2 separate regions of the Homo sapiens genome follow, and region 2 is linked to region 1. Evidence: chromatin loops called from intact Hi-C (ENCODE). Cell type or tissue: PC-9. All regions are shown on one strand. Each heading gives the region's core, and the rest is flanking DNA. Links, peaks and the distances in the headings are about the cores only. Region 1 holds the start of RHCG (Rh family C glycoprotein). Region 2 has its middle 19 kb from the start of TICRR.

Evidence for each region. A loop is a pair of places that touch in the nucleus more often than their neighbours do. Peaks named below come from ENCODE experiments on the same cell type or tissue, not always from the same donor. Only the 100,000 strongest peaks of a DNase experiment are listed, where the experiment ranks them.
Region 2: a loop joins it to region 1, with 8 times the contacts of the local background. A loop is called at or near these places in 20 of 110 quality-filtered maps.

The regions. Positions count from the first base shown.
Region 1 is chr15:89,490,307-89,506,234 of GRCh38, reverse strand. RHCG (Rh family C glycoprotein) reads left to right here and starts at 9,652. Exons shown (of 11, transcript NM_016321.3): 1 at 9,652-9,874. The coding sequence starts at 9,691. It overlaps LINC00928 (long intergenic non-protein coding RNA 928), which reads left to right. Exons shown (of 3, transcript NR_027077.1): 3 at 457-1,305. RefSeq lists an enhancer at 13,856-14,361. In PC-9, for the core only: CTCF peaks have their summits at 11,061, 13,826 (motif pointing right) and 14,029 (motif pointing left); a DNase peak (open chromatin) is centred at 10,484; H3K27ac peaks cover 445 bases.
Region 2 is chr15:89,548,006-89,564,200 of GRCh38, reverse strand. No RefSeq gene overlaps it. Among named protein-coding and RNA genes, the nearest start is that of TICRR, 19 kb to the left of the region's middle. In PC-9, for the core only: CTCF peaks have their summits at 7,137 and 7,339 (motif pointing right); a DNase peak (open chromatin) is centred at 7,400.

The DNA.
Region 1 (15,928 bases), core at 7,929-15,928:
ATAATGCAGAGCTTACCAGGCCCTGTCCACCTGCCCACCCTCAGGGGCAGAGATACAGTCCTCCAGCCAGGAGCAAGGCTGTGCCAAGAGATTACCTCCAGCTTAAGGCAGAGTGTAGATGCCATACCCCAGTGGTTCTCAACTGGGGCAGTTTTATCTCCCAGGAGACATCTGGTAATATGTGAATACCTTTTTTGTTGTCACAACGAGGGGATGGTCATACTCCTGACCACTCACATCCAGTGGGTAGAGGCCAGGGGTGCTGCTAACGCACAGGACAGTCCCCAAAACAGAGATTGATCAGGCCCCAAATGTCATTGGTGCTGAAGTTGAGGAACCCTGCCCTCACCTTCTTTCCTCCACATCTTCCCTCAAGCTGCTCGTGGCATGCCCTTCTCCACTAAGCCAACTTGTTAAACCTCTTCACGGCTGAGATCATGCTGCTTTCTTCTTCAGATCTGCCACCCTCTAGCTGGGTGACTTTTAGACAAGTGATCGACCTCTCTGAGCCAGAGTTTCTACCTTGTAAAAAAAAAAAAATCCCTTCCTGCATGGTCAGCTGTCATGAAAAGGACACATGGTGATGGGCAGACAAAGACAAGGCTTAGCTTCGTGTTTGACTCCTAGGAGCGCCCAGTTCATGGAGGCTGCTGCTGTCACTAATCTGTTTCCATCTTCCCCTGGGAATCCTGAGGTTTATCTGTGAGCCTTTGGACTGCTGTATGGACAACATACTCTGCAGTAGCATGAAGAAGTGAGTGAAGACCCTCCCTTGAACCGTTTGCCCTGAAAGAACAGAAGTCACATCTTGATATCTCAGTGCCTTTACAGTGCCAGGGATGGGGTAGGTGCTGAGCGCCTGGTATGTGCTCACCCTATGCTGTACAACACACAGAAAGCCCCACAGGGTTTGAACTGTAATTAGGTAGAGGGTGTGTGGGACTCGCCTTGGGTCTCTGACTTTGGCTTCTGCTCCCGGCCTTGGATAGGCTGATATTTTCTAGTAGATATCAGAGACTCCGGTTGATAGCACCACAATGGCTTTTCTCCCAACTTTTTGTTTTACGTATTATCAAGCCAACAGAGAAGTTGCAAGAATAGCACAATGAACATGCATATACCCTTCACCTGGATTCACCACTTTTGTTTCATTTCTCTCAGTATATATGTTTGTGTGTGTTGGAGACATATGACATTTTACCTCGAAACCAGGCATCTCCTAGGAAAAAGAGCAGCCTCCCATATAACAACAATACAATGATAACCCTTAAAAAACTTTGCATTAATAAATCCCATTAGTTAATATACCATTCTTAGTTCCTTTTCCTCAGTTGTTCCAATAGCGTTTTTTTTTAAGATTTTGTCTTGATCCAGGAGCCAATCAAGAATCAATCAAAGCATTTTATGGATTTGTCACGTCTCTTTAGCCTACAATCTTTGCCCTCCTTGTTTTTTGTTTGTTTGTTTGTTTTTGACATCCATCACACCTACATTTCTTTTTAAGACTCCAGACCAGTTGTTTTGCAGAATATCCCTCAATTTGAGTTTGTCTGCTGCTTCTGCGTGATTAAATTCAGGGTATGCATTTTTGGCAGGAATAGCACATTTGGGATTGTGTCCTTCTTGGAGCAGCCCATCAGGGAGCAGCACATGATGTCCAGTTCCCCACTATTGCTGTTCTTATTTTTGATCCCATAAGTTGTCATGGAAGAGAGTTTTGCAGAGAGACCTACACCCTTTCCCCTCACTCCACAAGCCACCTACACTGAAGATCTCCCATGAGTATGGGGAGGCAGCCCTGTCTGTGGCTTTGAGGGACTAGAGATGATGGAGGCATGTCCAGAGCTGCTTCCCGGGGCCCCTAGCCCATTCCCCCAGCCCTAATCCCCGCTCCCAACTCCAGGGAGGGCGTGGGACCCCCTCTCCTGGGCCCTGCCTTTGCAGACTTTTCAGAGAGCACCAGAGGGGAATGCCATTACCCACCGTCATAGAAGCAGCACCAATTATATTTGTGACATTTTTCAGTTTACAAAAGACTTTCCTATTGCTTCTTTTCTTTTTATTTTTCTTTTTTTCTTTTTTTTTGAGATGAGGTTTCACCATATTGCCTAGGCTGGTCTTGAACTCCTGGGCTCAAGCAATCCTCCTGCCTCAGCCTCCCAAAGTGCTGAGATTGCAGGCCTGAGCCATTGTGCTCAGCCCCCATTCATTTCTAGTGGCAAATAGTAAAAGCTGCCACTTCATCAAGTACATACTACCAGTCTCGGGGTTAAAAGCATCATTATGCATTAAGGTCATCCCAGGTACTCCTGTCACCCTCTGTATGGATGGGGAAACCAAGGCCCAGAGAAGTTAAGCAGCTTGCCCAAGGTCCCCCAGCTAGGAAGTGGCAGGGCTGGGACTGGAGCCCGGGCCTCCTAGAGCCTCTGGGTCACTGTGCTAAGCACCAAGCTGCATGGTCTTTGAGCATCACAGCAAAATGAGAGCTGAGCAGCACAGACACGGAGGCACCCATTTGCAAATCAAGGAAATCAGGCCCAGACAGGGGGTGTGATCTGACAAAATTTGTGAAACTGGGACCAGCCCCAAGAACTTCTGAGTCCTGGCCTAGTGTCTCGCCACAGCCTCAGGCTGCGTGTGGGACCAAGGCCAGAGATGTCAAGGATGCAAACAGTCATCTATCAAGAGGGATGAGTAGAGAGAAGGGTGATAGCAGGGACAGTCCCAGCACCACGCCCTCAACACAGCCACACCAGAGCAGGGGAGACTCCACCTCACCTGGAAGAAAGACAGCCTGAACCACCTTTGCCTCGAAATCCATCTCCCTGCCTGCCAACGTGGCTACCACACCCTGCCTCTCCCTGGCTGGGGAAAGAACCATCGCGTCCCAGCCGTCAGTCATCCCTGCTTGTCAAGGCACACACATTTTAGGAGGAAGAGGCCGGTTCCTTAGGAAAACCCCTGCCTGGCCTGTTAGACTTGAGCAGCAGGTTTCTTAAACCCCCATCTCAGAGGACAAGGCAAGAATTCCACCTCTGGGTTGTCATCTGAAGTACCAAGCTGGGGTGGGGAGAGGGAGGTAGCCTGGAATCATGTGGTAGGGCATACATGAGACAAGAAAAGCCAAAGGGCAGAGGGTGAAGGTCTACCTATTATCTGCCCTGCAAATCCTAGATCAAAGTCCACCTCTTCCATGAAGTCCACCCTGATCACCCCAGGGCCCATCAAGCTCTCCTCAGGTATACAGGAAAGTGCTCATTCTGCTTTAACCACTGGGGCAAACTTGTATCTCCTTTTCTATGGTGCAAATCTGGGGGGCATGCTTATATAGTTATTTGGGCCTGATATGGAGCTGTGTGCAGTGGGTGCTCCGTACATGTTTTAAATAACTGAATAAATTGAAAGAATCCATTCATCCATTCATTCCATTGGAAAAATAATTAATGGGCAACAACCGCAAGCTAGGATCTCTTCTAGGTGTCCTTGCCCTTGGGTGCTGATGTTCTAATGTAGGAAGACACCATAGACAGATACGAGAAGCGCTAGGAAGAAACAGTGTATGAATGCTTGACGTGGAGGTTGGGATAGGAGAGAGTGGGGAGAGAGCCCTCCACCCTCCCGCTGTCTCATCAATCCCCTCTAGCCCCAGCCCCCTTTACCCACAAGGACAGACACTCCGCAGAGCACCTGGGCCTTGCCTGAGGTGGGCGGGCAGGCTGCTGGCCATGCCTTATGTGAGCTGGAGACAGAATGTTCTGGGAGGGGACATTTTTCCTAGGCTTCTGGAATAGTGGCCATTTTTTCTTCCAGGAGCACCAGAAATAAAACTGCCGGCCACCCAGGGGAGAAACTGAGAGCTTGGCCTTTACTAATACCAAGGGCAGTTGAGGAAGGGGACAGCTGCCTGGGGTGTTCAGAAAAGGGCAGTCACAGCTGGGCGTGGTGGCTCACGCCTATAATCCCAGCACTTTGGGAGGCCGAGGCTGGCGGATCACCTGAGGTCAGGAGTTCAAGACCAGCCTGGCCAACATGGTGAAACCCCGTCTCTACACAAATACAAAAATTAGCTGGGCATGGTGGTGGGTGCCTGTAGTCCTAGTTAGTCGGGAGGCTGAGGTGGAAGAATTGCTTGAACCCGGGAGGTGGAGGTTGCAGTGAGCCGAGATCATGCCATTGCATTCCAGCCTGGGCAACAGAGTGAGACTGAGTCTCAGAAAAGCAAAGCAAAGCAAAGAAAAAAGAGAAGAGAAGAGAAAAGAAAAGAAAAAGAAAAAGGGCAGTCACATCAAAATGCTGTGGGCTGGGACTAGGGCACCGGCAGATGAACTGATTTCCCCGCCTCCCTCCATGGGGCCTTCCTTGGCCGCTCAGTGTACATTGTACTCCTGGCCTCCTCTCTCCCGCTTTCCTCCCCTCTGCTCCACACAGCATGTATCACCCTCCCACATGCTGTCTGCTTTACCTATCTATTGTTAAACACAGTAGATAAGTAAGGTACATACTACCAGGTTGTTTGCCAACCTTCCCCACCATTCGTAGAATGCCAGCTCCACCAGGACTAGGATTGTTGCTTCATTTGTTCACTGCCATGTCTCAGCACCTGAAACAGTGCCTGGCACATACTAGGTGCTCAAAGAATATTATTCATTCCTTCCTCAATCCTTCAAGAACACTCCCCAAGTGCCTCTTCTGTGCCCCCACACTATACTGTGAGCAGGGGACAGATTTATAAATAAGATGTTACCCCTGTCTTAACAGAGTTGATGGACCCTCTAGGGAATGAATGACTTCAGAGGGTGGTGTGCTCCCCACCCCCCTCATCCCAAAAGCTCTCTGTCCTAGCCCAACTTTCAACTTGGACCTCCAGTAACTGGGCCTGTAGAGCCTGCAGAGGTGGTGCTAGCAGTTGCTACTGCTGTCTGTGGTCTCATCTTCTCAAATATTATGCAGGGGGCACTAGGAGAGGGCTTCACTGTCTCCGGGTGGTAGGACCTCACACAGGGGACAGGTGCCATGATCGATGTGGCTGGGAGGATGCTGGGTGTGGGAAAGAGAGAAGAATGTGGAAAGGAAGAAGAGGGCATGCTGGGAGGAGAGGCAGAGGAAGCCGAAGAGGGCAGCCTGCAAACCCCACACAGGATGAGACACAGTGAATGTGGTTGAGGTCACTCCAGGATCAAGGGTGAGGCCTTTCCTGGGTGACTTAGGTCCTGGCAGGGCTGCAAGAGGCTGTGAAGCAATGCACTCGGCTTGTCCAACCAGAGAGAAGGCTGCATGTGAGTGGGGAAAAGCAACAGAGGGGCTAGCTCCTCTGGGCTGGGGGGCACCTTGCAACTAGAAGCAGCTTTGGAAATGACCCATTCACAATCTTCATTTCACAGGTGAGGACGCAAGCCCAGAGAGGCTAAGAATTTGCCTGAGATCACCAGCAGAGGGAGACAGAAACTGGACCCACACCAGGCCAGGACTCCTTCCACCATCCTACACTTACCTGCCTCAGTTCTTCAACCTTGATTACCTATCTTTCTCTGCAGAATCTCAAGTGGCACATGCTTTTCAATTGTTCCAGGCACTAGGAAAAAAATGAACAGGAACTGAGGGCATGTCACATGCCAGGCACTGTGCTGGGCTCTTCGCCATGCTGTATCTCAGAATAAGTCTCACCAGCTGGGTGCAGTGGCTCACGCCCGTAATCCCAGCACTCGGGGAGGCCGAAGTGGGAGGATCACTTAAGCCTGGAAATTCAAGATCAGCCTGGGCAATATAGCAAAACTCCACCCCTACAAAAATACAGAAAACATTAGATGGGCATGGTGGCACAGACCTGTAGTCCCAGCTACTCAGAATAAGTCTCACCAAGACCCGAGGGGAGATAACTGTCTCGATTTTACAGATGAGAGAGTAGAGACTCAGAGAGGTTGACAATTTGCCCAGGGTCACACAACTACTCAAGAAGCAGAAGTAAAACCAGGGACGTCAATGCCTAGCTTTCCCTCTGCTCCCCCTATTCTGCAGGGGTCACGCCACCCAGGCCCTCAGGCTGTGGAGGCTCTGACAGTTGGTCTTGCCGCAGAGAAAGGGATGAAGAGAAGACTTCTGGACTGGAAGAGGCTCCCTGGGCCCCTTCCTTGGTTGGTGATTGCTGGGGCTCACTGAGGTCAAGAGAGACCTAGCAGCTTCCTGGAATAAAACAAAGGGAGAAATACCATAAAGGGTTAAATACTATGGTATGTTGATATACTATAAACAAATAATTTTTTCTTTTTTCGAGATGAAGTCTTGCTCTGTCGCCCAGGCTGGAGTTCACTGCAACCTCCACCTCCCGGGTTCAAGAGATTCCTCTGTCTCAGCCTCCCGAGTAGCTGGATTACAGGCGCCTGCCATCACAGCCAGCTAATTTTTGTATTTTTAGTAGAGACGGGGTTTCACCATGTTGGCCAGGCTGGTCTCAAACTCCTGGCCTCAAATGATCCACCCGCCTCAGCCTCCCAAAGTGCTGGGATTACAGGTGTGAGCCACTGTGCCCGGCCAGGACTTGTTTTTGAATGTTAATTCATGATGACCTATATTAGTTGAGTGGCCCAGAAATGTAACCCAAGAAAAAAACCATCTGATAACAGTGTCTCCCTTGAACCTTGTATCCCCTTTGTAGTCTGAAGCCCATCGTTTGTACCTTGAGTCTACCAAATATGAAGGTCAAGGGCAAACGGCCTTCTTGTGCTGGCTGTGGGTAGTGACCGTGCTTGGCTGTGGCTCCAGGTCTGTCCCACTGAGCCTCTGCAGGGCTTGTGAGTCAGCGTCTCTCTCCTGGACCCTGTACCCTGCCCCATCAAGGAGTCCCCCAAGGGGGTCCCGGGTTCCAGCACCACAGGTGTGCTAGGGGACTCTGGAGGAGGTCTGGATGGGAGGGCAGTTCTCACAATGAGCAAGACACCCCGGCTTCCCTATCCTTTAAGCAGGCCAGCCTGGTGAGCAGGTCTTCCACCTGCCCCCTCCCGGCCCAGGCTTCAGGGACCACGCCACCCACTGCCCTCTATCCCATAACGCCACTGCTCCTGTGGGGAACCTAGATGCTCATGAATCTACTTGCAGCAGCCTCCCCCACCCCAGCCCTTGTCTCCCTCCCTCCACTTACTCCCATTGCCGTGTACTTGAAGTTTTTCTCCCCAGCAGTGAATGCACATGCACGAAGTCAAACCCTCCTTCTCGCTCCTTCCAGAGGGGACAAGCAGAATGGCACAGTAGAAAGACTACAGCCTTTGAAATCAGACAGCCCAGGGTTTGAATCTCCAGCAAGTTCCTTAGCCAATCTGAGAACTCAGGTTTTTCAACTGTAGCATGTACCTACAATGTCCACTTCACAAGTGTTTAGTTGAGAATTTAAATATATATCAAAAGGATCCGGCAACCGCAGGAACTTAATAAATGGTCCCTATTGCTGGTATTGCTCATGCAGTGTCTGGCTGCTTCTTTGCCAAGGGAGTGGGGATACCCTGGTACCCCAAGCTGGCACAGTGTGGCCACACTCAAGTTCCAAGCACCCTGATTAGGTGCTTAGCCTCAGATGTTATACATGGCATTAGTGGCTTTTACAAATCTGGGATTTCAACTGGCAAGATTTTTTAAAGCCAGCATTGGCAAGAGTGCATGGGAAAAGTCACTGACCCCTGGCTCACAGGGTGCATGCTTTGTCTCGTAAAATCTTTCTAGGGGAACATCTAGAGATATGTATTGAAACAGCTCTGCCTCCAGGAATTCACAGAAAGTTGTGCAAAGACTTACATATCTGGATGTTCATGACAGCATGATTTGTAATACTAAACAAATAAAAAATGACCTCATCGCTCGTCACCTAACACTAGGGATTGTCTAGATAAAGCACAGTATATCCTGCTATAAAAGTTATGTTGTGGCAGGCTGGGTGTGGTGGCTCATGCCTGTAATCCCAGCATTTTGAGAGGCTGAGGTGGGAGGATCACTTGAGCCCATAAGTTCAAGACCACCCTGGGCAAGATAGGGAGACCCCATCTCTACAAAAAAAAAAAACTTAGCCGGGCGCGGTGGCGCACGCCTATAGTCCCAGCTACTCAGGAGGCTGAGGCCAGAGAATGGTGTGAACCCGGGAGGCGGAGCTTGCAGTGAGCCGAGATCACCCCACTGCACTCCAGCCTGGGCAACAGAGCGAGACCTGTCTCAAAAAAAAAAAAAAAAAAAAAAAAAAAATTAGGTGGGCCTGGTGGCACATGCCTGTGGTTTCAGCTAATTGGGAGGCTGAAGTGGGAGGATCACTTGAGCCCAGGAGGTCAAGGCAGCAGTGAACCATGATCAAGCCACTGCCCTCCAGCCTGGGCATCAGAGCAAGACCCTATCTCAAAAAAATAAATAAATAAAAAAGAAAAAGAAAAAGAAAAAAAGTTGTAGAAGTATAATATGGGAAGGTGTTTACAAAATATGAAAGGAGTTAAAAACGCTATAAATTAGTATGATCGTTTGAAACACTCCCCCTGCTCCCCTCCAGCCCCTCTTCAATGAGCTAGGAAAAGACTAGAGTACATACACCAAAATATTAGTATTGCCTCTGGGTGGTGGGATTATGAGTGATTTTTACTTTCTTCTTTGTGTTTTTCTGTATTTTCCAAATCTCTACAATTATCTCTGTATTTTTAAAGAAAAATTAGAAAATCAAATTTATTTTGACAATATACAGACTAAGCAGACAATATACAGACTGTTATACTGCTGAACAGAGAAACATGGGGATCATTGGCCTCCCAGTGAGATCAGAAGGAATTCCCAGACCTAAATATTATGGTTAACTCATGTCAAGATCACAGATCTTAACCAGAAGACAGTTCCTGACTATGGACCAATGAACTTGTGAAAAACTCTTAAATTGTTCTTACAATCCTTTATACGTGTTTTTTTTCTTAAAACCCTTGTATTTTGGAATAATTTTAGATTTACAGAAAAGTGGCAAAGACAGTCCCCATATAGCCCTTACTCAGTTTATCCTACTGTTAACATTTTACATAACCATGACATTTGTCCCAACTAAGAAAACAACATGGGAACGTCACTATTAACTAATTTTCAGGCTTTATTTGGATTTTACCAGTTTTCCAATTAACATCCTTTTTCTGTTCCAGGGTCAAGTCTGGGGTAGCACATCACAGATGTCTCCCCAGGCCGCTCTGTTGTGTGACAGTGTCCCAAACATTCCTTGTTTCTCATGTGCCCTGTATGAATTTCATAATCAGAAAAAGAAAGGACAGATGATGATGCAGATGATGATGGCAGATGATGATGATGTTGATGATGATGACTTAGGTCTGGGAATTCCTTCTGATCTCACTGGGAGGCCAATGATCCCCGTGTTTCTCTGTTCAGCAGAACAAAAGGAGAAAGGCCCCAGTATCAACGGGACACACAGAATTTGGGGCACCCTGATCCTCCTGCCCACTGCCTTAGCCTCTGCTCCTGCCGCTGTCCCCCAGCCCGACGCGGGGAATCTTTTGGGGCCCTCGGCTTGGGTTGGGCCCCTGCCAGTTGGGCGAGCGCGCGGGCGGTGCCCGAGTCAGCTGCTCCGTGCCCCACGTGGCCGCCCCGCCCCCCTGCCCGGGTCTCAAAAGCCCCGCCGGCCTCCGAGCGTCCGAACCGCCCGCTGCCAGCCCGGCCAGGCACCCCTGCAGCATGGCCTGGAACACCAACCTCCGCTGGCGGCTGCCGCTCACCTGCCTGCTCCTGCAGGTGATTATGGTGATTCTCTTCGGGGTGTTCGTGCGCTACGACTTCGAGGCCGACGCCCACTGGTGGTCAGAGAGGACGCACAAGAACTTGAGCGACATGGAGAACGAATTCTACTATCGCTACCCAAGTAAGTCTCGCCGCCTGCAGGCCCAGCGGAGGCATATCCGCGCCGGTCCCCACCTGGCCAAGGGCTCGGCCCAGAGCTGGGCAGAGGAGGGGATCTACCCTGCAGCCGCGGACTCCGCATCTCGCCGGCCTCTGCAGGGCATGCGTGGGAAATTGTCAGATGTGCACAAACTCCTTTTCCCCGTGAAAAACTAGTAGGGAAAACACCGGGATGAGGTTTTTATTTGACCGCCCTCCCAGCCGTCAGAGCCCCCCAACATCCCTGTCAGAGAGCCCTGCTTGGTATACTAAGAAGATCCGAGTCCTCTCGCCCCATTACCAACCAGTGGATGACCTGGCTCCCTTGTCCAGAGGAGCGCTTACTCCAAATAAGCGCCAGCCCTGCTGTGGGCAGAGGTGTTGTGGGACCACTGGTGGGCCAGGAGGCCAGGACACCCACCCCCTTTTAGCTTGGAGAGGGAAAACAAGCGCCCCTGAATCTTCTGGTGTCAGCGGTGCTGTGGTTAAGAGCATGACCCTACAATCACACACCTCCCTTTCTCTCATGCTCTCGTGGCTCTTGCCACAAACCAGGTGGCTGGCCTCAGGCAAATGCCAACCTTCCTAAACCTCAATTTCCTCATCTACAGAATGAAGATAATGGTAGGACCTCCTTCACAGGGGTTGGGGTGAGGCTGTGGCGAGGAAGTGCATGTAAAGCTCTGGCAGAGTTGGGGTGGGATCCTTTCTTCATAATGGAGCAATTGCTACAAGAGCACCAAACACAGGTGCCCTAGGACTCAGGAGCAGGGAGAGCTAGCCCAAGGTCACTCTGAGCTGCCCGACCTCTGGACTCCCAGCCTGGGGCTCTTCCCAAAATCAGAATGCCCTTGTACTTTCTGATTTTCCACTCCATCCGCCATCAGCCAATGAAAATTATTCTAGCCGGTGGTGTTCATGTAGTCATTGACTGTTAGCTTTGAAAGGGACCCTAAAGCCCCTCTCCAGCAGCCGCCTATATCAACTGGTATTCCCTCCACACCTTAGACATTCTCGGCAACAGGGGATTCTCTATCTCCAAGAAAACAACTGCACACTTTCAGAATGGCAGCCTGCATGAAAAAAGACTGCGTTTGGGGGGCTGCAGGCTTGGTGGGAGCCAGCCATATTAAGTGGCTGCCAAAAAGTTAGGGCTATCATGGGCTGCATTTAATAGTTACTTGGTGCCTAGAAGGGAAGTAACAGATAAGGGGTGCGCCCCCTGCTGGGGAGACCACAGTTTCTCCTGGGCTCCATTTAGGGCTGTTTTTTAAAAGATATCTTAGACAGCTGCAGCCTTGGGATTCAGGCTCCAAATCCACTGTTCACATTGTCCACCTTTCCTCTCCTCAAGGGGGGGACTTTCCAGCAAACAGTGAGGCAGGCAAGCTTGAGACCCTCCTTTACCTGTTCTTCTCCCTCCCTCCCGCACTTGCTTCCCACTTGACCCCAGAGCATAAGGGGCAAGAACTCCCATGGGCGTTCACAGGTCCTCAATGTGTCTGGGGAGTGGAGGACCTCAAGACCTTAAATAGGCTGGGTGCGATGGCTCACACCTGTAATCCCAGCATACTTTGGGAGGCTGAGGTGGGAGGATCGCTTGAGCTTGGGAGTTTGAAGCTACAGTGAGCTATGACAGCACCACTGCACTCCAGCCTAGGTGACAGAGTGAATCTCTATCTCTCTCCCTTTCAAAAAAAAAAAAAAGAAAGAAATGAGAGAGAGAGAGAGAGACCCTATAATAGGAGCTGCAGAACCTCACCAGTGGGGAGGTACAGTCCTTACATCTCCCCAGCTCTTATCCTCCTCGCACCACACTTGCCCACCCACCTTTCACACCCCAGGTTAATGTGTTCATGCAACAAGTGCTTATCTGTAGTGTGATCATACAATTTATCATCATCAGAGGACACCTCTGAGAGTGAAGGTGGTGCTGGTAGTAATTTGCTGGGACCCATGGATAAGCCATGACTGTCCTGGCAAATCAGGGCTATGGTCACTCTGGATAAATAAGTTGAATATCCTGGGTCTCTGTCCCCAGACTTTTTGGAAGCAGAGAGGGGCACCGTGGCACCCAGGGCCTCAGTGGGACCAAGTGCTCTGAGCAGAAGTGATCTGTGATGGCTTCCTGGGAAGTGGTGGATGGTGAGGAGGGGAGAAGCCGAGCAGCCAAGGGGGCCACTAAAAGGGGGTGGTGTTGCGAGGAGGGGCAGTGGTTCTGTGTGGCCCAAGAGTAGGGTTTGTGAAAGGGATGGGGTAAGGATGCTAACAGGGGGAGAGCCCCAGCATCAAGGAGGGCCTTGAGTTTCCCCTGCTAGTTCTCCTGGAGAGCTCTTGGCCAATGGAGCAGGAAGCAACAGAGGAGAGGGGTATAGGGGAAGAATCTTGGCAAGAAGTAGTGGCCACCCCTCCAACCGCACGTGCATTCTCTCCTTTAATCATCACCACCACCTGTGAGGGAGGTGGTGTGATGACCCCCATTCTACAGATGAGGAAACTAAGGCCAGAGCGGAGAAGTGTCTTGCAAAGGTCACTCAGCTGGGAAACCAGGGAGCGAGAGGAGCAGCCCTGGGGTCTGAGCCCACACTCCTGGCCCACTCTCCTCCCTAGTCTCAACCTTCCCCCTTTCCCCCGCTCCACTCACCGTGGCTGTGGTTAGGAGTTAGAGGGCACAAGGCTTCCTGGCCCATGTGAGTCCCCAAGCCTGGGTTCCTGGGCAGCGAGGTGATTCCTAGGGGATTGGGGTGAGGGCAGGCTCCAAGGTGCCTTCCCTGTTCCTGGATCCAGGCCATCAGCAGCTGTGCAGGCCTCGTTTCTACTCAGGGGATGAGTGAAGCCTGCTGGGCATCTCCAGTTTCCGGAGGAGTCCAGCTCCAGTTGGCTTGGCCCGAGGGTAGCTCCCCAGGCATGGGCCCTGCAGCAGGTAGCAGGCATGGAGCCAGCTGGGGACTCACGTTGGCAGTGCCCTCGGAGGCCCGTGATGCAGCCAGTGGCTGTGGTTGCTAAGCACGCAGCTTCCCTGTGGGCTGGTGCTCCAGGGTCTGGGTGAACCGCTGAGGGCAGTGGCTTCAGGGAGGCTGGCCCAAGGAGGAGCCACCAGGGCTTGGACTCCAGAAGCTCCCTGGAAGACCAAGGGAGGAGTGGGACACATTTCGGGAGATGACCCAGGGCGGAGGAAGCTCTGGTTTCAAACACCGGGAGGACTGTGTCATGAGGCCGAAGCAGGCTCCATTTGATAAAGGACGAGCTTACCCACAGGCAGAAGGCAGTGGAACTTTAGAATTAAACAGATCCCATTCGGGTGCATCACTGCATGGAGGAGCCAACCACCTCGCCACAGTGAGCCTCAGCATGCCCATCTTAAGGTAGAAATGTTATTTAAAGTACAGGATCTCTAAGAAGACTCAAGATGACAGGTGACTGGTAGGGCACTCATCTCCTGGCATAAAGGGAGAGGACAGTAAATGCTGCCACTGGGCTTCCCCAGAAGGGAGTAAGTGCTCCTTCCATGAAGGTGTGTAAGTATCAGCACCTTGTTAGAAACATGGTGGAGTCACCTCTCCCTATATTAGTTGGAACTATTATAGCATTTAAATTCTTTTGTGCACTTCCCAATCACAAAATGCTTTTTGCCTGCCCTGTCAGGTGGGGCATTTATAATTTCCATTTTATGATGGAGGTAATGGAGGTTCGAGAGGAGCTGGACACTCTCAGCCAGCCAGTAGCACAGGCAGGGTCAGAGCCAAGCCCCCACCCCAGGGCCTACCTGCTTTCCAGGGTCTTCTGTGGCATTGCTGCCCCCTGACCATCTCCCCAGGAGATTTTGCAGTGTTGATGTGGAAGAGGTGGGCACGGAGTCTTGGGGGAATTGGGGAACTGGCCAGTAGGTCTCAAAGAAAACAGTTAGGCTGGGCTGCGAATGGGAGGGGGAGGGGGGCAGCACCCAGCCCCTGGAGGGCACCATCCTTCGTGTGCTGATGCAGCAGAGGGGAGGGCTGCAGAGGCCCATTAGTGTGGGACACTTTGTTCCCCTAGACTCAGCCAGCCTGGTGGGGGACTCGTCTACAGAGGGAAGCAGCAGGAGCTAGAACGGGGCTGGGGGCTGGGAGTAAGGGGAGAGGGAGAACAGCTGGGTACTGGTGCCCCCTGGAGGCCAGAGTGCCAGCCCTGCCCCATCAGGGACCTCCAGGTTGAGGAAGCCAGTTCTGGGCAGGACAGCTGGAGTCACCAAAGCTGGGGAGGGAGACTGAGGGTCAACTTTGTTGACCCTCAGCAAGTTGCCAACCCAATGCAACCTTGTCAGTCTTGAAAGAGGAAAAGAGAAATAATAACTTATATGATGGGGCAATTTCTAAAGAGCCAGCTGCCTTCGCATAGGGCTTTGATTGCGTTATACCATTACATGTGTGCTACAAAGCTCTGCAGTGAGCACTGTCCAGGGGCTGTTACTATCTCCCATTTGACTGACAAAGAACCTGTAGATCTGAGAAGTTCTGTCCTTTGCTAAAGGTCCATACGGTTTGGACCCTCAAATCGTCACTATTAAAAATCTTTTTTTTTTTAATTTTTATTTTTTTGAGATGAAGTCTCACTCTGTTGCCCAGGCTGGAGTGCGATGGCACAATCTCAGCTCACTGCAACCTCTGCCTCCCGGGTTCAAGTGATTCTCCTGCCTCTGCCTCTCGAGTAGCTGGGATTAAAGGCGTGCACTACCTTGCCCGGCTAATTTTTGTATTTTTAGCAGAGATGGGGTTTCCCCATGTTGGCCAGGCTGGTCTCGAACTCCTGACCTCAAGTGAACCACCTGCCTTGGCCTCCCAAAGTGCTGGGATTACAGTCATGAGCCACCACGCCCAGCCTAAAAATCATTTTAGGTAGCATCATACTTTATGAAACAGAAATTAATAAATGGATACATTTTGATGCTGAATTAAGACCAGTTTGACAGATAAAGAGATGGGAAGCAAGAGGACAAATTGGGGAGGTGCCCAAGGAGAAGGAAGTGGGTGTCTGTGTTCCTGACGGAGGGAAGAGAAGAAAAGAGACACCCCCAGACAGGGTGAAAAGGAGAGACAGGGCACCCACCAGAGCAGGGAGAAGAGCAGGGTGAGAGGGGACAGGCAGGGAGGATGGACCAGGAAAGCGAGGGCTCCCTGCTCCTGCTCTCAGGCCACACAGAGGCCAAGGCAGCCCTGAAACCACACACACCTTCCCCTGCAGCAGCGGCTCCCTTGGTCCTCTTCAGCTTCGCCCCTGCCAGCATGTCGCCTCTATACCACCAGGCAACTGACACCCTTCTCATCGAAAGGACCCCACTTGCGGTGATGCTGTCTTCCCCCAGGGGCTCCTCCCACCTCCCTGCCAGCGTGTCCTTCGTCTTCTCTGCTAGCTTCAAGGCACAGCCAGTTCTCAGCTTGTGTCTCTCTCTCCCTTCATTCCCACATTGCAACTCACAGCTCTATTTGCAGGCCTGGCCAATCTCAGACCTCAGCTCCAAGCCCCCACAGCCAGGCTCCATTTCTCCCCCTAACCCCCGCCCACCAGCCCAGCCCTCACCCCCCTGGTCATCTGAAATTCACCACGGCCAGGCCAGACCCAGCACCTCCCTCCCACGCAGCAACCTCTTCCCACTGCCTTGTGTTTGTCAACAGCGCTGCCATCCTGTCATCCTGCCAACTCCCCTCCCCGCTTCTGGAATTGTCATCTGAATTTGTCACCTCCCTCTCTTTCACACCTCTCTTCCAGTCTGTCACCCATCAGTTCTTCCCAGAATAACCATAATACCATTTATGGTGCTTCACATACATCAGCTCAATTTCTTCCACAACAGTTAGAAATGTGATAAACCCTGCAACACGATCATACATGAAATCATTTGCGCACATTGAGAAACCTAAGCTGAGGTGTATTTGTTCATGTAAACTCAGCACCGATGCTAAATTCAGAGGGAAGTTCAGAGCACCACCCTGGGGCAGGACCCACAGCTCTCCCACACTGGCTTGTACCCCTGCCCTTCAGTGTGCCAAGCCCCCTAAGC
Region 2 (16,195 bases), core at 3,389-11,388, 63 kb before region 1:
AAAATAAAAATAAGTAAAATGGTTAAAATATTCCTATGTGTAAAAAAAGGAAAAAATATGTATATATAATAAAATAAAAAGAAATACAATGGCTAAAATGGTCAGCTTTATATTATCTGTATTTATTATAATAAAAAATCTTCAAGCTAGAAAAAAATCAATTGAGCATATTTGTATGGTCTATTTCTAGGTTTTTAATGTTAGTTCACTAACCTATGTGTCTGTTTCTCTGTTAGTACCACACAGTCTTGATTACTGTAGCTGCATAATAAATCTTAAAAGCAGGTAGTATGATTCCTAGCACTTTATTACTTTGTTGTTGTTCAAAATTGTTTTAGCTATCCTAGTTCCTTTGTCTTTCTATATAAATTTTAGAATAAGCTTATCTATATCTAGAAAGAATCTTGCTGGAAGTGCTTGAAACTTACAAATCAATCTGGGGAGAATTCACATCTTTGCTATGATCCTCCCAGTATGAGAACATGTGTATCTCTTCACTTAGTTAGGTCTTCTTGGATATTTTTTCAGTGTTTTGTAGTTTTCAACATACAAGTTACGTACATGTTTTGCTAGATTTATATCTAAAATACTTTTTTTTTTTTTGAGACAGAGTCTCGCTCTGGTGCCCAGGCTGGAGTGCAGTGGTGTGATCTTGGCTCACTGCAACCTTCACCTCCTGGGTTCAAGCGATTCTCCTGCCTCAGCCTCCTGAGTAGCTGGGACTACAGGTGCACGCCACCAAGCCTGGCTAATTTTTTGTATTTTTTAGTAGAGACTGGGTTTCACCATGTTAGCCAGGATGGTCTCAATCTCCTGACCTCGTGATCCTCCCACCTCGGCCTCCCAAAGTGCTGGGGTTACAAAATATTTCTTTTTTAAAACAATCGTATATAGTATTTTATATATATATATATTTTATAAATATATATACACACACACACATATAAAGGAGGAAAATGTATATATATATATACACACATACACATATGTATATATATTTTCCTCCTTTCTTTTTATTTATTTTATTTTATCTTATTTTTGAGACAGGTTCTGGCTCTGTTGCCTAGGCTGGAGTGTAGTGGTGTGATCTCTGCTCTCTGCAACCTCTGCCTTCCGGGCTCAGGCGATTCTTGTGCTTCAGCCTCCTGAATAGCTGAAATTACAGGCTTGTGCCACCACGCTCAGCTAATTTTTTTCTATTTTTTTGTAGAGATGGGGTTTCATTATGTTGCCCAGGCTGGTCTCAAATCTCTGAGCTCAAGTGATCTGCCCACCTCAGCCTCCCAAAGTGCTAGGATTACAGGTGTCAGCCACCACGCCTAGCCCCCGATTTTTCCTCCTGTCTAATGTATGAGTTTAGTGCCATGCATTTTCTTCTTAGCACTGCTTTAGTTGTGTCTCACAAATTTTCACACATTATATTTTCATTTTCATGCAGTTCCATTTAAAAAATTTCCCTTGAGAGTTCCTCTTTTGACCCTAGGATTGTTTAGAAGTGTATTTAGTTTTCAAGTGTTTGGAGATTTCCCTGTTATCTTTCTGTTAATGATTTCTGGTTTTATTCCATTGTGGTTGGTGAATATATGCTGTATGATTTCAGTTTTTTAAAAATTTATCGAGGTTCATTTTATGGCCCAGGATATGGTGTATCTTGGTATAATGTTCCATGGGTGCTTGAAAAGAACGTGTATTCTGCTGCTGTGAGGTGGAGTGTTCTTCTATAAATGTCAATTAGATCCTGTTGGTTACTGGTGTTTTTGAGTTCTTCTATATTTTGATTTTGAGTTTTTTTTTTTTTTTTTTTTGAGATGGAGTCTTGCTCTGTCACCCAGGCTGGAGTGCAGTGGCGCAGTCTCGGCTCACTGCAACCTCCGCCTCCTAGGTTCAAGCAATTCTCCCACCTCAGCCTCCCGAGTAGCTGGGATTACAGGTGCCTGCCACCACACCTGGCTAAATTTTGTATTTTTAGTAGAGATGGGGTTTCACCATGTTGGCCAGGCTGGTCTCCAACTCCTGACCTCAAATAATCTGCCTGCCTCGGTCTCCCAAAGTGCTGGGATTACAGGCATGAGCCACCACTCCCGGCCTATATTTTGATTTTCTATATAGCTGTTCTATCAATTGTTGAGAGAAATGTTGAAGTCTCCAACTATAATTGTGGATTTGTCTGTTTCTCCTTTCAGCTCTATCAGTTTTGCTTCATATATTTGTACAGCTCTGTTGTTTGGTGCATACGAATTTAGAATTGTGTGTATCTTTGTATTCTTGGTAGATTGACCCTTTATCATTCTGCAGTATCCATTTCTAGACCTGGTGATTTGCTTTGAAGTACTTTATCTGTTATTAACGTAGCTATACTTTGTTAACTTAGAATTAATTAAGATGTTTGAGTCTTTTTTCATCTTTTTACTGTCAACTTACATATATTATTATATCTGAGATGAGTTTCTTGTAAATGACATATTGTGTCATATATTTTTTTTAAATCCTTTCTCCCAATCTGTCTTCTGATATATTTAAACTATTTACATTTAAGGTAATTATTGATTCATTAGGGCTTAAGTCTGCCATTTTATTGTTTGTTTTTCTGATTTTTTTTCTCTTTTTTTACCACTTGCTTACCTCCAGGTTACTTGAACTTTAAAAAAAAAATCCATTTTGATTTATCAATTGTGTTTTTAAACGTATTTCTTTTGTATAGTTTTCTTTTAGTATTTTATCTAAGTATTCATTATGTACATATAACTTACCATGGTCTCCTGGTGAAGTATAGTAAAGTATAGAAAGCGTGCCTCCTTTTGGCCAGGTGCGGTGGCTCATGTCTGTAATCCTAGCACTTTGGGAGGCTGAGGCAGGTGGAGCATTTGAGGTCAGGAGTTGGAAACCAGCTTGGCCAACATGGTGAAACCCCTATCTTTACTAAAAATATAAAAATTAGCCGGGTGTGGTGGTGCATGCCTGTAGTCTCAACTACTCAGGAGGCTGAGACAGGAGAATCACTTGAGCCCGGGAGGCGGAGCTTGCAGTGAGCTGAGATCACACCACTGTACTCCAGCCTGGGCAACAGAGCAAGACTCTGTCTCAAGAGAAAACAAAGAGAGAGAGAAAGAAAGAAAGAAAGAATGCTTGCTTCCTTTTAAGTCTCTTTATCCTCTCCCACTTATAATTGTCTTAAATATTTCCTTTACGAATATTGATAACCACATTAGGCAATATTGCAATTTTTGCTTCAACCATCAAACATTTAGAATACTCAAGAAGAGAATGAAAGCTTATTGTATTGACTATAGTTTTACTCTCCCCATTGTTCTTTCTTCTTTCCTGATGTTCTAAGATTCCTTCTTTCATTATTTCCTTTCTGTTGTAAAGTCTTCTTTTAACCATTCTTTTTCTTTTTCTTTTCTTTTGAGATGGAGTTTCGCTCTTGTTGCCCAGGCTAGAGAGCAATGGTGCAATCTGGGCTCACCGTAACCTCCGCTTCCCGTGTTCAAGCGATTCTCCTGCCTCAGCCTCCTGAGTAGCTGGGATTACAGGCGTGTGCCACCACGCCAAGCTTATTTCTGTATTTTTAGTAGAGACGGGGTTTCACCATGTTGGTCAGGCTATTTTTGAACTCCTGACCTCAAGTGATCCACCCGTCACTGCCTCCCAAAGTGCTGGGATTACAGGCATGAGGCACCGCGCTCGGCCCTTTTAACCATTCTTTTAGGAAGTAGGTATCTGGGGGTGATGAACTCTCTTAGCTTTCCTTCAGTAGAGAATGTCTTAATTTTTCCTTTATTCCTGAAGGATATTTTCACTGGATGTAGAATTCTTCACATAAAACTTCTAGACACAAAACAGTTCTCAAAACAATATTCGAAAATATTGTGCCACTTCTGCCTGGCCCCATGGGGCTTCCACTGACACCATGGGTAGGGGAACCTCCTTACCACAGAGAGATGGAGGGAGTTCCAGCTTCCCACTCGGCCTTCTCTGACCACCTCCAGGCAGGGAGGAAGAGGGGTGCCTCGTTCTCACTTGGTTTTGGTGAAAGTCCTGGCTCTCCACCAGGCCTCCTCTGCCACTGTCCCAGCAGGGAGGGAGAGAGCATCCTAACCTTTGGATGGATGTGGTTCCCCAAGTGGCCTCCACTGACTTTGCAGGGGCTGGGCCTCATTGCCACTGAATGGAGATAAAAGTGCCAGCCTTCCACTTAGGCTTCTCTGACACCACCCTGGCAGAAGAAGGGGCCGCCTCTTTACAGCTGTGCGAGGGTGGAAGTCCAGGCTCCCACTCAGCTTTTCCACCATTTGTTTACTCTGTGGAGTTTGGCTGCACTAGAGTGATTATTGGCTAAAAGTTTCTGTCTTGCTAGGCTGCTCCTTTCCTGGTCGCTTGACTAGAGAGCAGCCCTTCTTGGGGCTTCTCTTGTCTGTGTCCATTGTTGTATTAAGTTGTCAGCTTCTCCAGGATCCAGTTAAGATACAATTAAGGCAAAATTAAAACCCAGAGGCTGGGTGTCATGGCTCACACCTGAATCTCAGCACTTTGGGAGGCTGAGGTGGGAGGAGCGCTTGAGCCCAGAAGTTCGAGACCATCCTAGGCAACATAGTGAGACCTCATCACTACAAAAAAAATGGGCACCGTGGCTCGCGCCTGAAGTCCCAGCACTTTGGGAAGCCGAGGCAGGTGGATCACCTGAGGTCAAGAGTTTGAGACCAGCCTGGGCAACATGGTGAAACCCTGTATCTCTAAAAAACTATATAAAAAATTAGCCAGGCGTGGTGGCAGGCCCCTGTGATCTCAGCCACTCAGGAGGCTGAGGCAGGATAATTGCTTGAACCCAGGAGGCAGAGGCTGCAATGAGCCAAGATCATGTGCCATTGCACTCTAGCCTGGGCAACAAGAGCGAAACTACATCTCAAAAAATAAAGAAATACATACATACATAAAAATTAAAATGTATTAGCTGGTTATGGTGGCACATGCCTGTGGTCCCAGCTCCTGGGTAGGCTGAGGTGGGAGAATTGCTTGAGTCCAGAAAGTTGAGGCTATAGCGAGCCATGATTACACCACTGCACTCCAGCCTGGACAAAAGAATGAGACCCTGCCTCAAAAAAAGAAAAGAAAAAGAAAACTCAGAGAACTCCCGCTGTGTCTTTCCCTGGGTCCCAAGTTCCCCAGCCAGTCTCCTTTCCCCTCAACCTTTCAGAGTCTTCTTATGTTTATTATATATGATATTCAAGAGTTTTTAGCTTTACATAATGGGAAGAATAGGAATAAATGTGTCTACTCCATTTTGTGTAGAACCAGAAGCTGTGGGAATCATTGTTCTTATTAACACTTATCTCCTGGAAGAGCATTCCATGCTCATGGATAGGAAGAATCAATATCGTGAAAATTGCTATACTGCCCAAGATAATTTATAGATTCAATGCCATCCCCATCAAGCTACCAATGACTTTCTTCACAGAATTGGAAAAAACTACTTTAAAGTTCATATGGAACCAAAAAAGAGCCCGCATTGCCAAGGCAATCCTAAGCCAAAAGAACAAAGCTGGAGGCATCATGCTACCTGACTTCAAACTGTATTACAAGGCTACAGTAACCAAAACAGCAGGGTACTGGTACTGGTACCAAAACAGAGATATAGACCAATGGAACAGAACAGAGCCCTCAGAAATAATACCGCACATCTACAACCATCTGATCTTTGACAAACCTGACAAAAACAAGAAATGGGGAAAGGATTCCCTATTTAATAAATGGTGCTGGGAAAACTGGCTAGCCATATGGAGAAGGCTAGCCATATGGAGAAAGCTGAAACTGGATCCCTTCCTTACACCTTATACAAAAATTAATTCAAGATGGATTAAAGACTTAAATGTTAGACCTAAAACCATAAAAACCCTAGAAGAAAACCTAGGCAATACCATTCAGGACATAGGCATGGGCAAGGACTTCATGTCTAAAACACCAAAAGCAATGGCAACAAAAGCTAAAATTGACAAATAGGATCTAATTAAACTAAAGAGGCTCTGCACAGCAAAAGAAACTACCATCAGAGTGAACAGGCAACCTACAGAATGGGAGAAAATTTTTACAATCTACCCATCTGACAAAGGGCTAATATCCAGAATCTACAAAGAACTTGAACAAATTTACAAGAAAAAATCAAACAACCCCATCAAAAAGTGGGCAGAGGATATGAACAGACACTTCTCAAAAGAAGACATTTATGCAGCCAACAGACACATGAAAAAATGCTCATCATCACTGGCCGTCAGAGAAATGCAAATCAAAACCACAATGAGACACCATCTCACACCAGTTAGAATGGCAATCACTAAAAAGTCAGGAAACAACAGGTGCTGGAGAGGATGTGGAGAAATAGGAACACTTTTACACTGTTGGTGGGACTGTAAACTAGTTCAACCAATTTGGAAGACAGTGTGGCGATTCCTCAAGGATCTAAAACTAGAAATACCATTTGACCCAGCCATCCCATTACTGGGTATATACCCAAAGGATTATAAATCATGCTGCTATAAAGCCACATGCACACGTATGTTTATTGAGGCACTATTCACAATAGCAAAGACCTGGAATCAACCCAAATGTCCATCAATGATAGGCTGGATTAAGAAAATGTGGCACATATACACCATGGAATACTATGCAGCCATAAAAAAGGATGAGTTCATGTCCTTTGTGGGGACATGGATGAAGCTGGAAACCATCATTCTGAGCAAACTATCGCAAGGACAGAAAACCAAACACCGCATGTTCTCACTCATAGATGGGAATTGAACAATGAGAACACTTGGACACAGGGTGGGGAACATTACATTGGACATTACTTGGACACAGGATGGGGCCTGTTGTGGGGTGGGGGGAGGGGAGAGGGATAGCATTAGGAGATATACCTAATGTAAATGATGAGTTAATGGGTGCAGCACACCAACATGGCACATGTATACATATGTAACAAAGCTGCACGTTGTGCACATGTACCCTAGAACTTAAAGTATAATAATAAAAAAAGAATAAAGATTGTGTCTTACAGACTAAAAAATAATAATAAAAAAACACAAAACTTATCTCCTTTGGGCAAAAAAAAGAAAAAAACCTTATCATATTGGGTTATATTCAAGCAACCTCTTTAAGAGTTTGCCGCATTTTCTAAACTGTAAATTCTTAGAATGAAAGAACTGCGTTTTATTTGTCTTCATATCCCTAGTTCTTAACAGAGTAGGGACTCAATACATTATTTTTTAAATTGTGTTGTAGTATGTTATTAAGTATTCATTACTTACCCAAAGGAAGTTGGGAATTTGTGCAGATACCGACAAGTTACCACTAGAGGGCAGCAGCAACAACTCTTTACAAAGGGCTCTGAAGCCTGCATGCCACTCCGGAATTAAACCTTTCCCAAGAACTGCCTATCCTTAGTTTTCATAAGACAAGCAGAAGCCTGGGAACTGATTGTAGTTGAGCCTCCCAGGGAGACAAAGGACTCTGGGTGACTGACAGGCTGCACCTGGAACACTGGGGCCCCATTCTTTTGGAGAAAGATGCTTCTCCCTCTTCCCTGTAAAGGGAAGAGAATTCACATATTTCCAGCATCTGGTGGGACAGTCATGATGTGCTGGGTTCTCCTCATAGTGGTTCTGCAAGGCGGGCATTATTTCTTCTTCTTCTTTTTTTTCTTTTTGAGATGGAGTTTCACTCTTGTTGCCCAGACTGAAGTGCAATGGCACGATCTCGGCTCACCACAACCTCCGCCTCCTGGGTTCAAGTGATTCTCCTGCCTCAGCCTCCCGAGCAGCTGGGATTACAGGCATGTGCCACCACGCCCGGCTAATTTTGTATTTTTAGTAGAGACGGGGGTTTCTCCATGTTGGTCAGGCTGGTCTCGAACTCCCGACCTCAGGTGATCCGCCCGCCTCGGCCTCCCAAAGTGCTGGGATTACAGGTGTGAGCCACCACACCCGGGCTATTTCCTCCCTTTTACACATGAGGAACTGAGGCTCAGAGGACCTCTCATAGCCAGTAAGAGGGAGTGCTGAAGTTATGACCCGGGCCTGACTGATCCCAGTCTCTTTCCAGTAGTCTACACTGCTTCCCCCAGGAGATGCAAGGACAGCCTCTGCCCTGATACAGTAGAGAGGAGAAGGGAGTTCCTTGGGCAATGGAGGGCCCAGCGTTGTGGCGGTAGAGAGCCAGGCTAGGGGACATGCGCAGAGGAAGCTGCATCCCAGCCCTCCCTGCCCCACACCCTGCAGCCTCTGAGCCCTGAGCCCTGGGGCGGGTCTCCTGGGGACATGGATTTTCCTCTACATCATCCATTCTGCACAGAGTCTTAGGACTCCAGTGGTACCTGGTGGTCTCTGGGGGAAGCCATCCCTTTGTGGCAGTATTTGTGGGCATGAAGAGACAGGGTTGGCCCTGAGCCACCTTTCTTTAATGCAGTGATGATCTACTCTGTGTTTAAGAGTTGTGTGATCTGTGGCCAGTGCAAAGTGAAAATGCAGGACCTCTTGTTTAAAAATTAAGAATTTCAAGATGGCAACATCAGAGCAAGAAACAAAGCACAGGTGCCTGCGAAGCATGCGAGCCTGTGCCATGATACACGTCACATGACCATGAAACCAGCCATGTCTGGGGCACTATTTCTAATTATGACATGATAACAGTGTCCATCTTTTAGGCACGTACTTTGCGCTATAGTCTGTCACTTTAAATATTTTATTTCTTTTAAGCTTTCTAGGGCTGTTTTTCCCCGCTGTGTGTTTTTATCCCTACAATGAGGAGGTTGGACTAGACCAGTTGTTCTTAACTCTAGTTACACATTAGAAGTACCTACGGACATTAAGAAAATACCCAAAGCTGGCCCCATCCCCAGAAATTCTAATTAAACTGGACTGGGGGAGGGGTCTGGGCATGTGAGTAAACGGCTCCCTTGTTCTAAGACTCTAGTTTCTATTTGAGGGTGATGATGACAAAAATATCCTTCCCCTCCTTTGAAAAAGCAGCTGAGGGATCTGGACCACTCTTGCTGCAGTTGGGCAGGGAGTCTTGAGGTCTCAGGTCTGTGAAGTTTTGCTGACAGTCACACGATGAATATGTGTCCCTGGTGGGTCTAGCTAAGGGGCAGGTCTCCTGGGGACATGGATTTTTCTCTACAGCATCCACTCTGCCCAGGGTCTACTCCAGTGGTACCTGGTGGTCTCTGGGGGAAGCCATCCATTTGTGGCAGTATTTCTGGGCATGAAGAGACAGGAGCGGCGTTCCTTCTGTTTCTGGGATCTTCCAGCTTGCCTAGCTTCCTTTGTAAAGCCAGAGCAATTTGTGAAAAGCTGTTATAGAGAAGAAAGCAACAGGAAAATAAAGTTGACCACACACTTTCTGAGTCCCTGGCATTGTGCTGAGGAGCGTTTGTATTTGATCCTCCAAAAACTCTTCCGGATGAGTCTTTTTTTAGGTCTCCGTTTTTATAGCTCAGAAAGGATACGTTGCTAGGCATCACACAGCTGATGAAGTGGTCCCTCTACTGACTGCGAGGCAGGGGCCAGGACTGTGGTTCAGAGAGGCTGTGGAGGTGGACTGGGGTATAGAAGTGGTCAGAGAGGTGCCCTGTCCTCTATCTGACCCCTGCTAGCCTGAGGCCTCGGACCCTATGCTCTTCCTCATGCTCCACCCCCTCCTACCCCAGCAGTACTCCCTGGCCAAACAGTGTCTACAGGCCAGTGTAATCCCAGACCGTTGTGGGACTGGCCCTCCTTTTTCTAGCCAGGGGAGCTGAGCCGTGGCTACAGCCAGTGAGTTGCGGCCCAGGCCTGTCTTATCAGGACTGCACAGAGCCCAGAAACCCCTCACCTGTGAGAATGATCTGGAACACTGGGTCCATTCACCGATCCGGGAACCCAAGGACAAAAGGCAGGTCCCCTGGGGAGGCCGCCCAGTCTCCTCATGGGAGCCCGTCAGGAGATGGGGCTAACACAGACTCAGGCTGAAACTCTGTATAAAATCGAACACCTTCTCTGAATCCTAGTTACGCTGCAAAGAACCAGAGTGTGGCAGCCAGGGTGGGAGCAGGCCACACCCTGATGGCCATCAGCCTCTGGCTCCCCTCAATGGGGGTTAGCCTCACTTTTGAGGAAGGAGCTCAAATTCCCCTCACCACAAACACAATACTCAGAGGGGCTTATAGAGGTTCAGGGGAGCTGTGAGGTCCCGGGTGAAGGAATGAGAAGGAATGGAGACCTCAGTTTGAGTTTCGGGGAGCGAGCAGGATTGCAACCTTCCTAATAGAGCCTTGGCCAGAGCAGAGGGGAGGGCTACAGCTGAGGCCCCACCCTCCTAGGAAGCCACACCATCCCCTTCAGGACTGTGGACCTGCAGTTTCACAACCCTGAGCTGGGCTAAACCAGTGAGACCTGGACCAGCTAATGGGAGCATGAGCAAAGATTTCTATCACACTGTGAATTCTAGGGCTGCCAAGTGGTTTAGGAGTAAAGGGCTGGAGGATCCATTTTGAATTCATTCTTCAAAAGTGTAGGGTCAAATGAAAAGTGTTTCCTGAGATGAAACTATGATATGGGTTGGACGGTGGTGATGATCGCACAACATTGGGAGTATATTTCGTGTACAAGAATGTTTATAGCAACCTTATTCATAATAGCCCCAAACTGGAAACAGCCTAGATGTGCATCAATAATAGGAAAATGGGTAACAGTGCTAGAGTCACACAATGAAATACTACTCAGAATAAAAAAGATCAAACTACAGATACATGTGGTAACATAGGTGACTCTCAAAATCATTACGTTTAGTGAAGGAAGCCTTACACAAAAGAAAATGTTCGATATAATTCAATTTATATAAAGTTCCAGAACAGACAAATCTAACCTATGGAGGAAAAGAATTACAAGAGTGGCTTTGTCTGGTAGGTGGGGCAGGGATTGACTAGGAAGAGGCAGGAGGGAATGGTAATGGGGTTAGGTACTGCTCTATATCTTGGTAGGGATTGGGTTGCACCGGTTTATTCATTTGTCAAAATTTGGAAAAGTTTCACTTAAGATGCTGCATTTTTTTGCTTATGAATTTCACCTCAAAAAATTAAACAAGGCTGGCCGAGGTGGCTCACACCTATAATCCCAGCACTTTGGGAGGCCGAGGTGGGCGGATCATGAGGTCAGGAGTTCGAGACCAGCCTGGCCAACGGTGAAACCCCGTCTCTACTGAAAATACAAAAATTAGCCAGGTGTGGTGGCGTGCACCTGTAATCCCAGCTGCTCAAGAGGCTGAGGCAGGATAACTGCTTGAACCCGAGAGGCAGAGGTTACAGTCAGCTGAAATCATGCCATTGCACTGTAGCCTGGGCAACAGAGCAAGACTCCGTATCAAAAAAAAATAATAATAATAAATTAAACAATACTGAACCCTAGTTAATGAAAGGCATGCTGAAGTAATTAGGGGAAAGGGTGTCGATGTCTGCAATAGATTTTTGGATCCATAAAAAATAAAGTGGATTGATGGATGGATAGAGATGAGACGTAGCAAATGTAGTAAAAATTAATAGTACAATCTGGGTGATGGGTGTAGGAATTTTGACTGTAAAATCATTATGTTTAAAATTTTCTATTTAAAAATGCTGAGAAAAGATACATTGCTATATCATGGAGTAGCACGTAAAATTTATGTGACTTCCGTGCTAGAACAAGAGTGTTTCAGCAGACCCTTCAATAAGTTTGGCCTAAAGCACCTGCTGTTCCCCACAGTTACGTACCATTACTGATTTTTTTTCCTTTCTTTCTCTTGGGAAACAAATGAGCTAGCAAACTGTGCCTGATATGTGGTCTGTCTCTCTCTCTCTGTGGCCAGAAATTCTACCTGTTTGCTGTTTTAACAGACTCAAGAGGGCTGCCCACTGTACTTGTCTGAAAGCTGTAACCAAGTTATGGTTGGTTATTTGTATGTCACTAAGGCCCATAGTTTCTGCCTAAGGAAAAGTAATAAAATAGGTCAGATCACCTCTCCCCTTTAAAGCAGCTGCGTTAATGTGAGCAACATGGCTGAAGGTTGGCACGCAAAATTCTGTGTCCACATCCTAAGATTGAGATGAAATAAGTAGAGATCTAGACTCTTCAGAGTTTTTCTTGTTGTTGTTTTTTGTTTTGTTTTGGTTTTGGTTTTTAGAAACAGGGTATTGCTATATCGCCCAGGCTAGTCTCAAACTCCTGGGCTCAAGCAATCATCCTGCCTCAGTCTCTGAAGTAGATGGGACTATAAGTGCACACCACCACACCCGCTGGACTATTCAGACATTTGAAAGACACTATTGTATCCGTAGAAGCTGAAAAACCAGAGTGGTTATTATGTGAATATCTTGAGTATTGTCTTAGGCAGAGGATAAAGAGAAGAAAAGAAAACCCCTGTGACTGGAGTCTGCCCCTTGGTGGACTAACTCTTCTGACTCATCGTTTCATACCATAAAAAGTGGAACTACTGCCTTCCTGAATTGAATGCAACAAGGGTTTCAGACAATGAACTTCAAAGAAACACTGTGTTCCTTGTGGACTGCTTGGGGCATGCCCTTCGACCCCTGAGAGTTATCCTCACTCTCTCTTGTTCCTAGGGCCACTGTATTAGTTTCCCTGAACTGCCTTAACAAAGTCCCCAAGACTAAGTGGCCTAAAACAGCAGCAATTTATCCTCTCACAAGTCTAGAGGCTAGACATGAAATCAGTGTTGGCAGGGCCATGCTCACCCAATGGTACAGGAGAGACTCTCTCCCTGCCTTTTCTAGATTCTGTTGCTGGCCCTCCTAGTGTTTCTTGGCCTGTAGATGCATTGCTTCAGCCCCATGGCCAGCTTCTCCCTGTGTGTCTTCACATCCTCTTCCCTCTCTGCATGTCTTCTGTCTCTGTGTCAAATTCCCACTTTTTTTTTTTTTTTTGAGACAGAGTTTCACTCTTGTTGCCCAGGCTGGAGTGCAATGGCGCGATCTCGGCTCACTGCAACCTCTGCCTCCCGGGTTCAAGTGATTCTCCTGTCTCAGCCCCTCGAGTAGCTGCGATTACAGCGCATGCCAGCACGCCTGGCTGATTTTTGTATGTTTAATAGAGACAGGGTTTCATCATATTGGTCAGGCTGGTCTTGAACTCCTGACCTCAGGTGATCTGCCTGCCTCAGCCTCCCAAAGTGCTGGGATTACAGGGGTGAGCCACTGCGCCCAGCCTCCCACCCTTTTTTTTCTTCAACTTTTATTTTAAGTTCTGGGGTACATGTGCAGATTTGTTACACAGGTAAACATGTGCCGTGGTGGTTCGCTGCACAGATCAACCCATCACCTAGGGATTAAGTGAGCATCCATTAGCTATTCTTCCTGACGCTCTCCTTCCCCCATCCCTACCAACAGGCCTGAGTGTGTTGTTCCCTGCAACCCATGTGTCCATGTGTTCTCATCATTCAGCTCTCACTTAGAATTGTGATTATGTGGTGTTTGGCTTTCTGTTCCTGCATTAGTTTGCTAAGGATAACAGCTCCTAGCTCCATCTGTGTCCCTGCAAAGGATATGATCTCATTCCTTTTCAGGGCTGCATAGTATTCCATGGTGAATATGTACCACATTTTCTTTATCCAGTCTATAATTGATGGGCATCTGGGTTGATTCCATGTCTTTGCTTTTGTGAATAGTACTGCAATGAACATATGCATGTGTGTCTTTTTCAAATTCCCCTTTTCGTAAGGACACCAGTCATATTGGAGTAGAACCCACCCTGATGACCTCATTTTAATTTGATTACTTCTATAGAGGTCACCTCTACAGGTAGAGACTATTTCCAAATAAGGTCTCATTTATGAGTACTGTGGGTTAGGACTTGAGCTTCTCAGGGGGACACCATTCAACCATAACAGGCACTTTGGAAAAAAAAGATTTGAGGAGCTTTGCATTCATTATCTCATGTAATTGTTAGAATAATATTATGAGGTGCATTGTGGTTGTTTTTAACATCTGAGGAGACTAAGGTGGAGAAAGGCATTAGATGACTTGGTCACTATCACCACAGTGGACACTTACTGTCATAATGCACAGCATTCATCCTTTTCCTTTAGTGACGGCATCCTCATTTCCGTAAAGGTAGAAATTGCTTCCCCTCAAGTCCCTGGCTGTGCCCCCAAGCTCCTTCATCTCTAGCTTGTACATGTAAGCCATATTTAGACAGGATTGTTTGAGAAGGGCTGCCTATGGACATAAAAGTAAAATAATAAATTTTATACAGAAATGAGGGTATCCTGGTCATCATTTTGTTAGAGGCCCTCTTTATTCAGAAATAGCATCAAGATGAATATATTCCAATATTTTGATTTGCATTCAGAAATTCAGGTTGAGCCTGGCACAGTGGCTCACGCCTGTAATTCCAGCACTTTGGGAGGCTGAGGCAGGAGGATCACTTGGGCTCAGGAACTCAAGACCAGAAATCTAGTTTGTTTCTACTATTGTCCAGTGGAATACTGTATGCCCGAATTAATTGTTCAAGTGGGGAAAAAAGGCATCTTATAGTCTACTTGATTATTTTCAAAATAGAAATATTTTTTAAATCAGAAAATAAGAAATCAAGTAAATGCTATTATTTAAAAATTTCAGATGACACAGTTACAAATATCATCCAGAATTCTACTGCTATTAACATTTTGACGTATATATCTGTGTATGTAGCTATTCTTTTAAAATGGGAGCATAGTATGTTTATTATTTCATAATTTGACTTTTTAAACTTAAAATTATATTATTAGTAACTTTACATGCCAATGAGCAACTCCACATTATCCTATTTAAACAACAAGATGAATTGCTTGGAGAAAAATTCCTCCAGGTATAAAACCCAAACCTCGGCCAGGTGCAGTGACTCACGCCTGTAATCCCAGCACTTTGGGAGACTGAGGTGGGTGAATCACTTGAGGCCAGGAGTTTGAGACCATCTTGGCCAACATGGTGAAACCCTGCCTCTACTAAAAATACAAAAATTAGCTGGGCGTGGTGGTGTGGGCCTGTAGTCCCAGCTACTTGGGAGGCTGAGGCAGGAGAATTGCTTATGAGCGGAGGTTGCAGTGAGCCAAGATCGCACCATTGCACTCCAGCCTGGGAAACAAGGGCGAAGCTCCATCTCAAAAACAAAAAACAAAAAAACCCAATCCTCCTGTCCAGGCAGCAGGACCTGGTGGCAGTATCTCGGGGCTGCCTCCACCTCTGCCCTCTGGCCTCATCTTGGTCCCTTTCATCCTCCCTTACCCACCTAACCAGCCTTCATGCCCCTATGCAGTCACTCCAACATCAGCCAAGAATCTTACCTAGACTTTCTATACACTTATGGAAACACCCAACTTTATGTAAATAAACATCAACAGTGGCTTTACCAATTCCAAGTTTATTTTTTTCGCTTAGCAAGAGGTTTGAAGGAAGGCGATCCAGTGTGGGAGCAGCATTTCCACAATGTCCTGAATGTTTCAGGCCACTGTCTTTCCATTCCAGGGTCCTTGCCATTTGGCTTTACCCTCTGTGTGGTCACTAAGTGACTACTTCACCTCCAGCTTCATGTCTGTGCTCTAGACAGGAAGAAGGCAAAAGTAAGGAGGAAAGAGAAGAAGGAGGAAGTGGTGACACCTGTATTAAGAAACCAAAAAGTTGACCGGGTGCAGTAGCTCAAGCCTGCAACCCCAGCCTTTGGGAGGCCAAGGCGGAAGGATCACTTGAGCCCAGGAGTTTGAGACCAGCCTGGGCAACAAAGTGATATCCCCTCTCTACAAACAATAAAAAAATAGCCAGGCATTATGGCATGCACCTGTGGTCTCAGCTACCTGGGAGTCTGTGGCAAGAGTATCCCTTGAGCCCAAGAGGTCAAGGCTACAGTGAGCTGTGTTTGTGCCACGGCACTCCAGCCTAGGTGAGAGAGAGAGAGAGAGACCCTGTCTCAAAAATAAATAAATAGAAAAAGAAAAGAAAGCAAAAGCTGTCCCAGAAATTTCTAGAACATTTCTACTTAGCAGAACTATGTCACATGGCCATGTAGCTGCAAAGGAGTCTAGAAAGCTGAGTATTTTGTCTGGATACATTGTCATCTTTAAAAATATCAGGCTTCTGTTAGTAAGGAAACAAGAGAGAATGGATATATATATATTTTTGTTTAGAAACAGTGTCTCATTCTGT